2 separate regions of the Homo sapiens genome follow, and region 2 is linked to region 1. Evidence: chromatin contacts called from ENCODE Hi-C or POLR2A ChIA-PET data. All regions are on one chromosome and are shown on one strand. The core of a region is the stretch at or near the end of the contact, and the rest is flanking DNA. Distances in the headings are between cores, read along the strand shown. Region 1 holds the start of MTRF1 (mitochondrial translation release factor 1). Region 2 overlaps VWA8 (von Willebrand factor A domain containing 8).

Region 1 (6,734 bases), core at 2,596-5,095:
AAAAAATAAAAGCTTCCTTCCTGGTTCCACTAATGCGCAGTCCCCTCCAGGAAGATTTACCCAATCAATCCAGGCTGGTTTGAGTGCCCTCTCCTCTTTGCTCCCATGAAACTGTGCCTCCCTCTAGTAGAGCAGGTCTCACATTATAAACAATACTTAAATAAGTTTCTCTCACTGGACCATAGAAGCCCACTGATGGGGTAGGAACTGTATGTGTAGCCCTAGTATGTAGGTACAGTGTTCAATAAAGGTCTGCTCAATAAAATAAAGCTTCTGAAAAGACCAACATTTTGTCTCCCAGACCTTGAGACCACGGGAAGTACCACGAGGAGCCTGTTTACTTAGTACATTGATCTTTAGTAGCTAAAGTGTGTCAAATACTCTGGGTACAGAGTCCTGTTCTTTCCAAGTGTTGAGCTTATTACTTGTAGGTTTTTTTAAAAGACTGAGTTCAGGCCAGCCTCAGTGGCTCGGTGGCTATAATCATATCGCTTTGGAAAGCCCTGGCACAATAGTCCTAGCTACTCAGGATGCTGAAGTGGGGGGCCAGGACTTACAGGTTACAGTGAGCTACGATTGAGTCACTGCACTCCTGCCTGGGCAACAAGTGAGAACCTGCTTCTGTGGGAAAAAAAAAACAAAGACTAAGTTCAATAAAGCTTTAACTTAGAAAATCAAATCTGTACTTACACACACGCATATAAGTGTGTGGTTTTTTTTTTCATAGCCCTTATGCAGGACACATAAGTATCTTTTACCTACTTTTACACATTGATTCTAATTCTTCAATTGCTTGTTCAGTCTCCTGAATTTCTTGGTAAATGGCTGCAAGAGGTGCCAACTCAGCATGCCTTCTGTTCAAGGACCTTCGGTTTTCCTCATTCACAGGGATATGCTGCAGACATTGCTCAAGTGTTTGGTACTCCTTACTCAGGTTCTCCATATATTTCTGTAGTGCTTTATGCTTCCAGAGCATCTTGGTGTCTTGATGGCAATATCTCCTGGACCAATTCTTACTTAACAGATGAAGAATGCAATTCCTGTTTTGTCTAAAAACTTGCAGCCTTGTATCAAGATGTATCTGTCTAAATTGATGAGAATGGAGCTGGATGTGACACTGGAGGTAACCATTAAGAGATGGATGTCTAAAAAGCCAAACACACAGGTGACGATTCATCTCAGCATCTGAAATACAATAAACACAGTCTTTAAAAAAAAATCATCTCTAAAGATACATGCATAATAAACCTGGAAGGAACATCAAGAAATCTTGTTTCATCTACTGCCTCAGCCAGCTCCACAGTCTTAAAATTCAACTGCCGGCTGGCAGCAGTGGCTCACGCCAGTAATCCCAGCACTTTGGGAGGCTGAGGCAGGCGGATCACCTGAGGGCAGGAGTTCGAGACCAGCCCAGCCAACATAGTGAAACACTGTCTCTACTAAAAATACAAAAATTATCCGGGCGTGGTGGCAGGCGCCTGTAATCCCAGCTACTCAGGAGTCTGAGGCAGGAGAATTGCCTGAACCCAGGAGGCAGAGGTTGCAGTGAGCCGAGATCATGCCATTGCACTCCAGCAAGGGGGACAATACCAAGACTTCGTCTCAAAAAAAAAAAAAATTCAGCTGCCTACAGAAAGAACATAATTCTTCAAATGTATGAATAACATATTAAAATAAATAAAAACAGCACTGCTTCCTACCTGTTCAACATATATAATTAACTGAAGCATATGAGTAGGAGTACAACTAACAAATATATCAATTGAATGAGTTAAGTCAGTTATTTTCTAGAAAGTATCTAGAATCTAGAATTGAGTGTGTAAACAAGCTCTTGAAAGCTATGAAAACATACAAACTTAAGGCGGTTCATAAAGTCATTTTCTAAAGTTTGAAGAAAATATTATTATCTTGTATAATTCTTTAACTTTAAGGATCTAGATATCCAAGGAAGTCAAGTAACTTAATCACGACTATTCAGTCGGCTGGATGGAGACAGAGCTGGTATTAGAATGTAAGTTGCCTGTTCAGGACTCAGTAATTTTCACTCTCAATTGTGCAATCACTTTTCAAAAATGCTTCCCGTTTAGCTGAGATCCTAAAGGAAGAAAAGTTCAAGTATTAATAGACCAAGAAAGTAGGGCTGGTGAAAAGCTCTACAGTTATATTAAATGGTGACAATTATATTAAGCAAGAAAGGCAAGGAACAAAATAGAATCTCAATTACATTTAAAAAATATTCTACAATATAAGGTATACATGTAAAAAAAAAAAAGCACATAGAGTATTTTTTAAAAAGAAAGTTAAATAAGAAACATACCAAAATGTGCCGAGCACAGTGGCTCACGCCTGTAATCCTACCACTTTGGGAGGCCGAGGCGGGCAGATCATCTGAGGTCAGGAGTTCGAGACCAGCCTGGCCAACATGGGAAAACCCCATCTCTACTAAAAATACCAAAAAAATTAGCTGAGCGTGATGGCACACACCTGTAGTCCTAGCTGCTCGGGAAGCTGAGGCAGGATAATCGCTTGAACCTGGGAGGCGAAGGTTGCAGTGAACTGAGATCGCACCACTGCAACCAGCGTGGGCGACAAAGCAACACGCTGTCTCAAAAAAAAAAAAAAAAAAAGAAACATACCAAAATGTTAATAAAATGATCTCTAGTTGTGAGATTATGAATACCTTTTGCTTGCTATTTTTTCTACTTTTCAGTGTTTTCCAAGTTTCTTGCACATGTAGCATGGAATACTTTCCTAATCATAAAAAAAGATTAGTTTAAAAAATTACAGGTTAGGTGAAATTGGCTGTGTACAATAATTTTCTGTTCTCCTCCCCTCCAACAGAGATAATCAAGAGCTAACAAAAGTACACAATGGTCTTACTGAGTAAGAAAGGGAGAATATAAAGTGTTCTAAGAAAACTCTAAGGTTCAAAGTTGAAATAAGGGTCAAGCCACGCACAGTAGCATGCACCTATTGTCCCAGCTACCCAGGAGACTGAGGCAGGAGGATCACTTGAGCCAAGGAGTTCAAGGCCAGCCTGGGCAACACAGTGAGACTCAACTCAAAAAAAGAAGGATCAACATTTATCAAAATCAAACTTTACTGTCTCCAGTGATCCTACTATGCTAGGAGGTGCATTGATATATTAGCTCATTTGTTCACTATAAGTCTGTTAACTTAGCATTATCACCTAGGAAATAAAATAGTCAGAATGGTCTTTAAAATATTCAGTTTCCAGAGTTCTACTGATAGATTTTAGGATACTGCATCACATTATTAAAAGAACTGTTGAAGAAAGCACCAATGGCCAGCTGTCACAAACGTTACACTCCACCACCCCCGTATTTCAAGCACGTTAGAGAAAGTGTATCCATTTGCTAACAGACAGAATAAAAGGATGACAAATATATGTTTGTACGAATACTTATTGCTAAAATTTCCATTTTAGGAACAGTAGTAGAATGCATAATTTTCAAGGTCATGAATCTCAACATTAAGGAAAACAAAACAAAACAAGATGTTTACTCTCCAAGGTTAACTACACCTGAGAACAGCACGACTTCTCCATTACCCATCACAGTAACAGTATTACTCTGATGCTTTGGGGAAAGTTCTGAGTGTAGGCAGGTCAGAAGCGACAGCCCGCGGGGCAGCAGCACGGGCAAACCATGCTGTGTAACTCAGTATATGGAGTGATTCCATAAAGAGGCAATACAGGAGGCGGCGGGGAAGATCAGGAAAGAACTGTGAGTACCTAAGAAAAAGAAGAATACACGTTAGCTCTCTTTACTGAGGTCGGAACCTTCCGAGACCCGCCACATTTCAGCCCGACAAACCCGAGATCACGTTCACTTCCTGGTTCACTTCTTCCGGGTTAACGCACGCTCCCGGCCCCTCCTCCGCCACTACCGCTCTCCGGAGGAGTTGTCCTCGAGCATGCCTAACAATGGACTAAAATGACAAAAATGAGCTAAATGAGAAAAATGACAAAACGAGAATGAAATTGTCATCAGACAACCGCCCCCGCGCCGTCCTTATCCAGAGCGTGAGCCCAGAGCGGGGATGGAGATGGTGGGAGGGAGGGAGGGAGGGAGGGGCCAAGGTGGGACTAAACTACAACTCCCAGAGCGCCCACCAAAGAATCCTGGGAGTTGTAGTTTACCTTGCGGCAGCCTCCAACCCCCTCCACTCACTATCCAGCCAAATGTGGAGTTTTTGGTTTTCACCGTTAACTGCAAACCTAGAAGAGAGATTCTTTACGATTCTGATTAAGAGATCAAGATTTAGAACACATTGCATGTGAAATTACAATAATTTCCTTATGTATTAGAAGCCCGTAAAGCACTGTTTTCCAATATTTAAAAAAAATAAAGACTCCTTTTACATCATCCACAAATGTAGAAGATTCTGCGTGTAATTTCTATACTTTCAGCTTCCATTGCTTCAGAAAATACCTAATGACTAAAGGATAATACAAATAAATTTATATTTTAAAAGTAGTAACAGCCCCAAAAGTTAGGAGACCGTGTATTTCCACATGTTAGTGATTTTATAATGTTCTTTGCACATGGGAATGTAGGGGCTCAACCTAGATTCATAGCTTATGAACCACTGATTAAGTGAAGAATGAAAACTCCAGTTAATAAACAATTGCAGGAAAATGCAAGCATATTGTCCTACTTTGACTAATCCAGTGGGATCCAGCCCTTGGCTATCGCAATTTACAGTCTTTCTATCTCCATGCCTCAATTTTTCTTCCTGAAAGAAAAGGCAAAAAATGTACCATATTACTGACTTTACAGAGTATTTTCTTAGATTATAATCACATACATAGATAGGAGAATTAGCTATATATGCAAAATAATATCTAACGTTTATAGCCAACTTCAAGGTACCTACTTCTATGTACTATGTACTAAATACTGTTCTAAATGGTTTTACCCTATTAATTCATTTAATTTTTACAACCTTAAAATACTTATTTTGCAGAGGAGAAAATTAAGGCACACAGAGCTAAAGTAACTACTCCAAGGTAAAAAACAGTAAGTGATAGAGCCAAGACTCAATTAAGGCAATGGCTTTAATGATCTGTGGCTCCTAAGCTCTGATATAGGGCCACCCTGCTCCAAAAAAGAAAAAACCTTCAATCATGTATTCAATAAATAGTGAACACCAGTTATGTGCTATTCACTATTCTAGTCATGAGGATTTAGCAATGAACAGAAAAGACAAAAACCTTTGCCCACATGGAGCTTATGTTCCAGTAGGGGAAAAGTTTCAAAGGGTCTACATAAAGTCATTCTCCTAAGTTATCCAAAAAGTTCTTTAATTATTTATTCTGATTTGTGCTTTCAGCTATATAACTTGAGTATTATATATAAAGCTTTATTCTCCTTAAAAAATTAGTCTTAGTCGGGCGTGGTGGTTCACGCCTGTAATCCTAGCACTTTGGGAGGCCGAGCCAGGTGGATCACCTGAGGTCAGGAGTTCGAAACCAGCCTGACCAACATGGAGAAACCCCATCTCTACTAAAAATACAAAATTAGCTGGGCGTGGTGGCTCATGCTTGTAATCCTAGCTACTCGGAGGCTGAGGCAGGAGAATCGCTTGAACCCAGGAGACAGAGGTGGCAGTGAGCCAAGATTGCACCATTGCACTCCAGCCTGGGCAACAAGAGTGAAACTCCGTCTCAAAAAAAAAAAAAAGTAGTCTTACTGCTATGGACTGAATTGTTTATATTCATAATCATGTGCATATTACTAATATTTATTTTTAAAATTCATATATTGAAGCCCTAACCCCTCCAATACATGTGTCTGTATTGGAGATAGGGCCTTTAAGGTGATTAAGGTCAGATGAGGTCGTAAGAGTAGAGCCCTGACATAATAGGATTAGTGCCTTTCTAAAAAGGCACCAGAGATCTTGCTCACTGTCCCTGCCCAAACAAAGAAGAGGTTACGTGAGTACACTGTGAGATGGTGGCCACCTACAAGCCAAGAGAAGAGGTATCAGACTGAAACCTACATTGCTGCCACCTTGATGTTAGACTTCCCAATCTCGCAAGAGGCTAAGAAACAAATTTCTGTTGTTTAGGCCACCCAGCTGGTGGTTTTTTGTTTTTTTGTTTTTTTGTTTTTTGAGGTGGAGTCTCGCTCTGTCACCAGGCTGGAGTGCAGTGGCCTGATCTTGGCTCACTGCAACTTCTGTCTCCCGGATTCAAGCAATTCTCCTGCCTCATCCTCCCAAGTAGCTGGGACTACAGGTGCACACCACCACGCCCAGCTAATTTTTGTATTTTTAGTAGAGATGGGGTTTCACCATGTTGGCCAGATGGTCTCAATCTCTTGACCTTGTGATCTGCCCACCTCAGCCTCCCAAAGTCCTGGGATTACAGGCATGAGCCACCACACCTGGCTTTTATTTTTTTTTAAATAGAGATGGGGGTCTCACTATGTTGACTAGGCTGGTCTCAAACTCCCAGCCTCCTAAAATCCTGGGATTACAGGTGTGAGCTACTGCACCTGGCCCAGTCTATGGTTTTTTGTTATGGCAGCCAAGTTATTCTGACTATGCAGAACAACTTAGACATTTAGAACTCGGGCTGGGCGTGGTGGCTCACGCCTGTAACCCCAGCACCTTGGGAGGCCAAGGCGGGTGGATCACTTGAGGCCAGGAGTTTGAGACCACCCTAGTCAACACGGTGAAACCCTATCTCTGCTAAAAATGCAAAAATT
Region 2 (6,734 bases), core at 1,997-4,496, 390 kb after region 1:
AGTTTTTTTTCCAAAAAAATCTTAGTTTGTGGGCCTACAGAAAAAGGTGGTGCAATTTGCCAGTCCCTGTTTTAATTGCTTAGGGAACCTAAGGGACTCTTCTAGAGCTTGTAAGCAAATTTAGCAACACAGGAAAGCCTGGAAGAGAATGGGGCTTCATTTCTCAATCCTGCTCCACCCTGGTGTGAGAAAAGAGATATCAGCAGGTCCTGCCATCCCACAAATGTGTGTACTGTCATTACTCCCAGTGTGAAACATTCTGAATTTGCTGCTAAAATTTCAAATTAATGAGATTTCACTTAAAAATCTAGATTTTGGTCTTCTCTTGAAAATGGGAGGATAAGGCCAAATTGGGGCCAGATTCTCACATGGCAACAGCTAGGTAGTGACTGCCTTCCTATATGGGGCACAACTTCCTGTTCACCTGAGACCCTCCTGGCCTGTGTCCCCATCCACATTGCCTGTCTGGCACCTATAAGCATTTAGTCTAAATTCTACTAAGCAGAGACATCTGTTTTCTTCTCTAAGGGCACAACTTCCATTAAAACTAATCTTTTGGTCCTAGGGAAGCCACATGGGGAAGAGGCATACAAACACGGGCTTCTGAGTTAGATAAACCTAGGCTGAAATCTCAGCTTTGTTCTTTGTTAGCAGAGTGAGCCTGGACAAATTACTTACTCCCAACCTCAGAATGGGAGCAATAATATATACACCTGAAATGGTGGTTGTAATGATCATGTGAGAGAATGTATCAGAAGCAGCTAGCACATACTCAGCAGTTAATTAAAAGAAGAATCACTACAATGGAGAAGTTCTTTGATGTGTATCTTTTAGTTTTAGACCCTGTATTCATTGTTGCCTTTTGTGGAAGGACCTGAAGGATGAGCTTACAATCTACCTTATTTTATAAAAAAAAAGAAATTAAGGCCCAGAGAGGTGAAATGACTACTTAAAACCAACTAGTGATGGAACCAGAAAGAGGATTTGGGTTTCTTAATTTTTAGTCAGAGGAAATTTCTCTGTGCTACAATACCTCACTAAAATTTCTGAATTCTTTCATAAAAGCCTTTCATTTGATAGCCAAAAGATCTTCTGATAGAAAGGACATTGACTCAAGATTTCTGGCTAGCCTAGTGACGATGCTTTTATATTACAACTTCCAAATATAGTGAAATGACAAGAATTTGTCATTAGTTGTTGAAGTTCCAGTATTTATTTGAAATACTCCTGTTCTAAGCTCACCGACACCCTCCTGTGGTCAGTGGAAATAATAATTCCAGTCAAACAAACAAGAAAAATCTGGAGCTATTTAAAGTTAATGGTTAAATGTAACAAGATAGATAGATGTCAAATAACATAATACAAATTCACTATAATTACATTATTTTAGGTCCTAGCCATTGCACAGAGCAAAGATTACTTGTCTATCTCTGACCAAATCTTTAATGAGATTGATAGATTATAATGGATGTTTTCCTTAGGGCTTGTTCACAATAAAACTGCCTGTTATAAATTAATGTAAAAAAATCAGTAGTATTTCTATATACCAGTAACGTCCAAGCTGAAGGCCAAATCAAGAACACAATCCCATTCACAATAGCCACAAACAGAATAAAATACCTAAGAATACAGCTAATCAGCGAGATAAAAGATTTCTACAAATTACAGAACTACAAAATACTGCTGAAAGAAATCAGAGATAACGCAGACAAATAGAAAAACATTCTATGCTCATGGATAGGAAGAATCAGTATTGTTAAAATGGCCACACTGCCCAAAGCAATTTATAGATTCAATACTATTCCTATCAAACTACCATTGGCATTCTTCATAGAATTAGAAAAAACTATTTTACAATTCATATGGAACCAAAAAAAGAGCCTGAATAGCCAAAGCAATCCTAAGTAAAAAGAACAAAGCTGGAGGCATCAAATTATCCAACTTCAAACTATACTACAAGGCTACAGTAACCAAAACAGCACCATACTGGTACAAAAACAGACACATAGACCAATGGAACAGAATAGAGAACCCAGAAACAAAGTTGCCCACCTATAGCCATATGATTCTCGACAAAGTCAACAAAAACAAGCAATGGGGAAAGAACTCTACTCAATAAGTGGTGCTGGGATAAGTAGCTGGCCGTATGCAGAAGATTGAAACTGGACCTCTTCCTTTTACTACATACAGAAATAAACTCAAAATGGATTAAAGACTTAAATCTAAGACCTAAAACTATAACAACCTAGAAGAAAACTAGGAAATACCATTCTGGACATCAGCCTTGGCAAAGAATTTATGACTAGGTCCCCAAAAGCAATTGCAACAAAAACAAAAATTGACTCATAAAAACAAACACACACACAAAGGGAGAAGAGAACACACTCTGTTACCTTAGAATGCCAACTAATAAATGTCAAAGGAATACTGGAATCAGAAAAATCACCACTTTGCAACTATAGTGATAATAACTGATTCAAGCAAGAATCATGAACAGATGATAAAATTAATGGATGAAAGTTTGATGAAACAAGATTCACATCATCTTCAAATATATGCCCACAAAACACATTATAAAGGAAAAAATAGTAATGTCACAGTGGAGACATCACCCTAACCAAATGTTCAAAGTTAACATCACCAGCAATGGGACAAATTGACATCATGTGTCACCTAGTAGAGCAGTCCCCAACATTTTTGGCCCCAGGACCTGGTTTCGTGGAACAATTTTTCCAGGGACAGGGTAGAGGGAATGGTTTCAGGATAAAACTGTTCCACGTCAGATCATCAGGCATTAGATTCTCATAAGGAGGACACAATTTACATTCCTCGCATGCACAGTTCACACAAGAGGGTTCACGCTCCTGTGAGAATCTACTGCTGCTGGCGAGCTGCTGGTCTGACAGGAGACAGCACTCTGGTGATGATGATCACCTGCCAGCTCCTCACTTCTTGCTGTGTGGGCCTGGGGCACTGGGGACTCCTGATCTAACAGGACACATTGAGAACACAGCATTATTGTGATGTTCCTGCCAATGATGCGTAAGCTGGATCTAAAAACAGAAAACATCAGATGAACCCAGACTGAGGGATGTTCTACAAAATCACTGGCCTATAAGTCTTCAAAAATGTCAAGGTCATGAAAGTCAAGGAAAGATGAGGAACTGTTCAGATTGAAAGACACCAAAGAGACATGTAAAGTAAATGTAATACATGATCTGCAATTGCTTCCTTTTTCTATAAAGGATGTTATTGAGACATCTGAAATTTGAATAAGGTCTGTGGGTTACACATTAATGCTATATCAATGTTAACTTCCTGATTTTGAGGTCTGTGTTGTTGGTTACGTTAGGAGAATGCTCTTGTGAGGAAAAACTGAAATTTTTTTTTTTTTTTTTTGAGACAGAGTCTCGCTCGTGGCCCAAGATGGAGTGCAGCGGCATGCTCTTGGCTCACTGCAACCTCCGCCCCCTGGGTTCAAGCAATTCTCCTGCCTCAGCCTCTCTAGTAGCTGGGATTACAGGCATGTGCTACCATGCTCAGCTAATTTTTATATTTTAGGAGAGATGGGGTTTCGCCATGTTGGCCAGGCTGGTCTCAAACTCCTGACGTCAGTTGATCCGCCCACTTCAGCCTCCCAAAGTGCTGGAATTACAGGCGTGAGCCACCACGCCCAGCCAGTATTTAGAGGTAATGGGGCATCATGTCTACAACTCACATTTAAGTGGTTCACGAAAAATAATGTAGATATATAATATATATCCACACATACAGAGAGACAGAGAGAGAGAGAGAGAGAGAGAGAGAGAAAGTAAAAGGTTTTAACAATGTAATTATATTTTATGAAAAAATGGTTACATTATATCTGGGGACAGAAATTATAGAGTTTGGATTTAAGACTCTGGTGATGGAATGAGTTTTTTTTCCTATTATTTTTATCAGCAAGTGCCCTTGGTGAACATATGCTCCTTTTAAACTCGCCAAAGATTAGAAGATATTAGTGATATCTTCCTCAGAGGTTGAAGAATCAAGACCTGTCCTGTAAAGGAAATGCTATTGCAATTTTAGAGAAGCCATATTATATAAATAAGTATTGAAAATACATTTGTATAGTCTATCTATCTATCTAAATATTTCTTGAGCTGGGCTTAGGTGAGAAGGAGCTATATTCAGAATCTTAAAGTATGTTCCTGTTTTATCTTGAAAGCAGTCAGAGGCCTTCCCTACCATCAAACCAGAGGCACAAAAGAGATGTACATCTGATTTTTAAACTTCGAAATAATTATGGGCTACAAAAGAAGAAACATTGTTATTTTAAGACTAAGGGAGTCATAATTACAATAATGGCGACTATTTACTGCTGTGAAATAGTCCTTACAGATTGTTGAGAGTAACCCGAAGCAGACTGGAACACATGAACTTGTTTCCGATATTGTGTCAGATTTTTCTCTTTCTGAGTAATGACTTATATGTAAATATGAAGGCAGAGCAGTTGAGGGAATGATGACTTACAATCAAATGCAGCACTTTCCTCTTTGGCTTGTGCAAAACCTATTTAAGTTTCAGATTTTCCTACGAGGGTTCTACAGATGTTCTTTATGGAAAGGATTATTCAGCCCTCACCAGCAACGTGAAATGTAGGCCCTTCAACAGCTTTGTATTCCCCTCTTAAAACAAACATCCCGAAGAAAAAAATAATAAAAATTATCCAATATGAGTGAGCTCTTTTTCTTGGGGGGTAAGGGGATTCCCACTGTTATGCTACCAGAACACTGTCAAGGAAGACTTGACGAATTTCATTCAGAACCCCAGCAACTGGAAAGTCTCATATGAATTAGACTGGACTAGAGAGTATTTATTTCTGCTCTCTGTATAATTAGAAAACCAAGTATATATTTCTGAGCTATTCATCCAAGGAATTAAATGGAAGATAAAATTAATGGATACTATATCACCATTGGCCTAATTACCATATATTAGGTAAGGATCATGCTTCATGATTGTCTTGTTGAGTGCAAAACAATAAATCTGACAATTCAAGTAAATCTGAAGTCCCGGACTCCAAGAAGTCCTAACTTAGAGGAAAGATCATTAGCTATCACTTGGAAGGAGCTGGCTCTTGCTGTCAAAACCACTAAAAAATAAAAATAAAAATAAAAATCACATGGTCATGCGTGTTGTTCATCCAGCATTTCTTCTGGGGTGCTCCCCTCCCATCCTTATTTCCTAACTTCATGTTTCAGGTGTGACTGATTCAGTCCCTTCTCATTCCAAACTCTAGGGGTGGAGACATGGCCCAGGTCTGACCAATCAAAGTATGCCATCCCTTTGGCCACAGTGATGGGTTCAGGGCATGTGACCTCACCAGCCTATTTAAGCACTCCTGAGGACTTCTGCTGAAATTACACGGAGAGACATGCCCCTTTGGCTGAGGTTGCCAGCTGGAAGAACCATATGTATTACCCAGTGCTACCAGGACCATCTTTGCCACCTGATGGAGAACGACTGTGTGAGAATGAAGCCACCCCCGAGAAAAGCAGAGCCAAGAGGAGAGAGGCTGGGTCCTGTGCCATGTGTTGAGCGCCAGGCCCTGAGACTTCTAGGTTTCTGAGCCAATAAATTTCCTTTTGTAGTTTAAGTTACTGTGAGCTGAATTTTTGTCATATTCTATGTTCCTAATAAACATCATTTTACATACTTTTTGATTCCATAATAAATCTGGAATCACATAAATAATAAGTCCTCTCTTTAAAGGTACAGAGAAAAGTTATTCTTTTTTTTTTTTTTTTTTGAAACGGAGTCTCACTCTGTCGCCCAGGCCGGACTGCGGACTGCAGTGGCACAATCTCGGCTCACTGCAAGCTCCGCTTCCCGGGTTCACGCCATTCTCCCGCCTCAGCCTCCCGAGTAGCTGGGACTACAGGCGCCCGCCACCGCGCCCGGCTAATTTTTTGTATTTTTAGTAGAGACGGGGTTTCACCTTGTTAGCCAGGATGGTCTCGATCTCCTGACCTCATGATCTACCCGCCTCGGCCTCCCAAAGTGCTGGGATTACAGGCGTGAGCCACCGCGCCCGGCCAAGTTATTCTTTTAAGTGGCAGCTTAACCCTAGCACAGCAGATTTATTTTCTGAGGTCATAAATGACATGCAACCTGGCAATGTCATGAGTCAGGATTAGAATGAGCATAAAGGTCTTGTCCTAAGACGTCTACTGGAGTAAAGAAAACCAGGAACACAGACACTGGTAACTTGCTAACGCATCTTTTAAAGGTTAAAATAGATTTGGGGTCTATTGGGTTAAACAAAGTTAAAGAGGTTTCTTTACAGAGAGACTTCTCAAAGCCAGATATTTACCAATTGTAATTTCATCTCTAAGAGGCTACTAAGCTATACAGTGTTTCCTAACAGCTAGAACATGGTATTTTCATGAAAAAAGGGTTCAGAGAACAAACTTTCAGAAACGTTTAGCTGGGCACAGTCACTTGCACCTGTAGTTCCATCTACTTGGAAGGCTGACGTGAGAGGATAGATGGCGCTCAGGAGTTTGAGGCCAGCCTAGGCAAAATGGTGAGATTCCAGTCTGAAAAAAAGGAAACATTTGACTATGCATGTTTCTAAAAACATAGTTTATTTGTCCTGAGCATTTTCCTTGATTGCTCCATTTTCCTTGGCAGCTTGCCATTTTTATGGTTTCATCTAAAACCTTCATGCTCAGGATCATTATATAAATATC

Evidence for each region. Hi-C counts contacts between places; a loop is a spot of excess contacts on that map. ChIA-PET counts read pairs that join two places held with the same protein, here RNA polymerase II (POLR2A). Pooled maps may share reads with other maps.
Region 2: a loop to region 1 is called in a pooled map, with 4 times the contacts of the local background. The contact joins the enhancer-like site here to the promoter of MTRF1 in region 1. A Hi-C loop is called at or near these places in 9 of 50 pooled maps. POLR2A ChIA-PET finds 5 or more read pairs at or near these places in 2 of 52 experiments (AG04450 and OCI-LY7).

What each region holds. Positions count from the first base shown.
Region 1 is chr13:41,259,731-41,266,464 of GRCh38, forward strand. It overlaps MTRF1 (mitochondrial translation release factor 1), which reads right to left and starts at 3,846. Exons shown (of 10, transcript NM_004294.4): 1 at 3,755-3,846; 2 at 763-1,185. The coding sequence starts at 1,177. RefSeq lists an enhancer at 3,264-3,764 and a silencer at 4,052-4,141.
Region 2 is chr13:41,651,710-41,658,443 of GRCh38, forward strand. The region is part of intron 37 of VWA8 (von Willebrand factor A domain containing 8); the gene reads right to left. Among named protein-coding and RNA genes, the nearest start is that of MIR5006, 87 kb to the left of the region's middle. Within about 2 kb of position 3,247, at least 2 of the 41 ENCODE cell types and tissues checked have a DNase peak (open chromatin) inside an H3K27ac peak, as active enhancers do; they include OCI-LY7, where a contact is called at or near this core.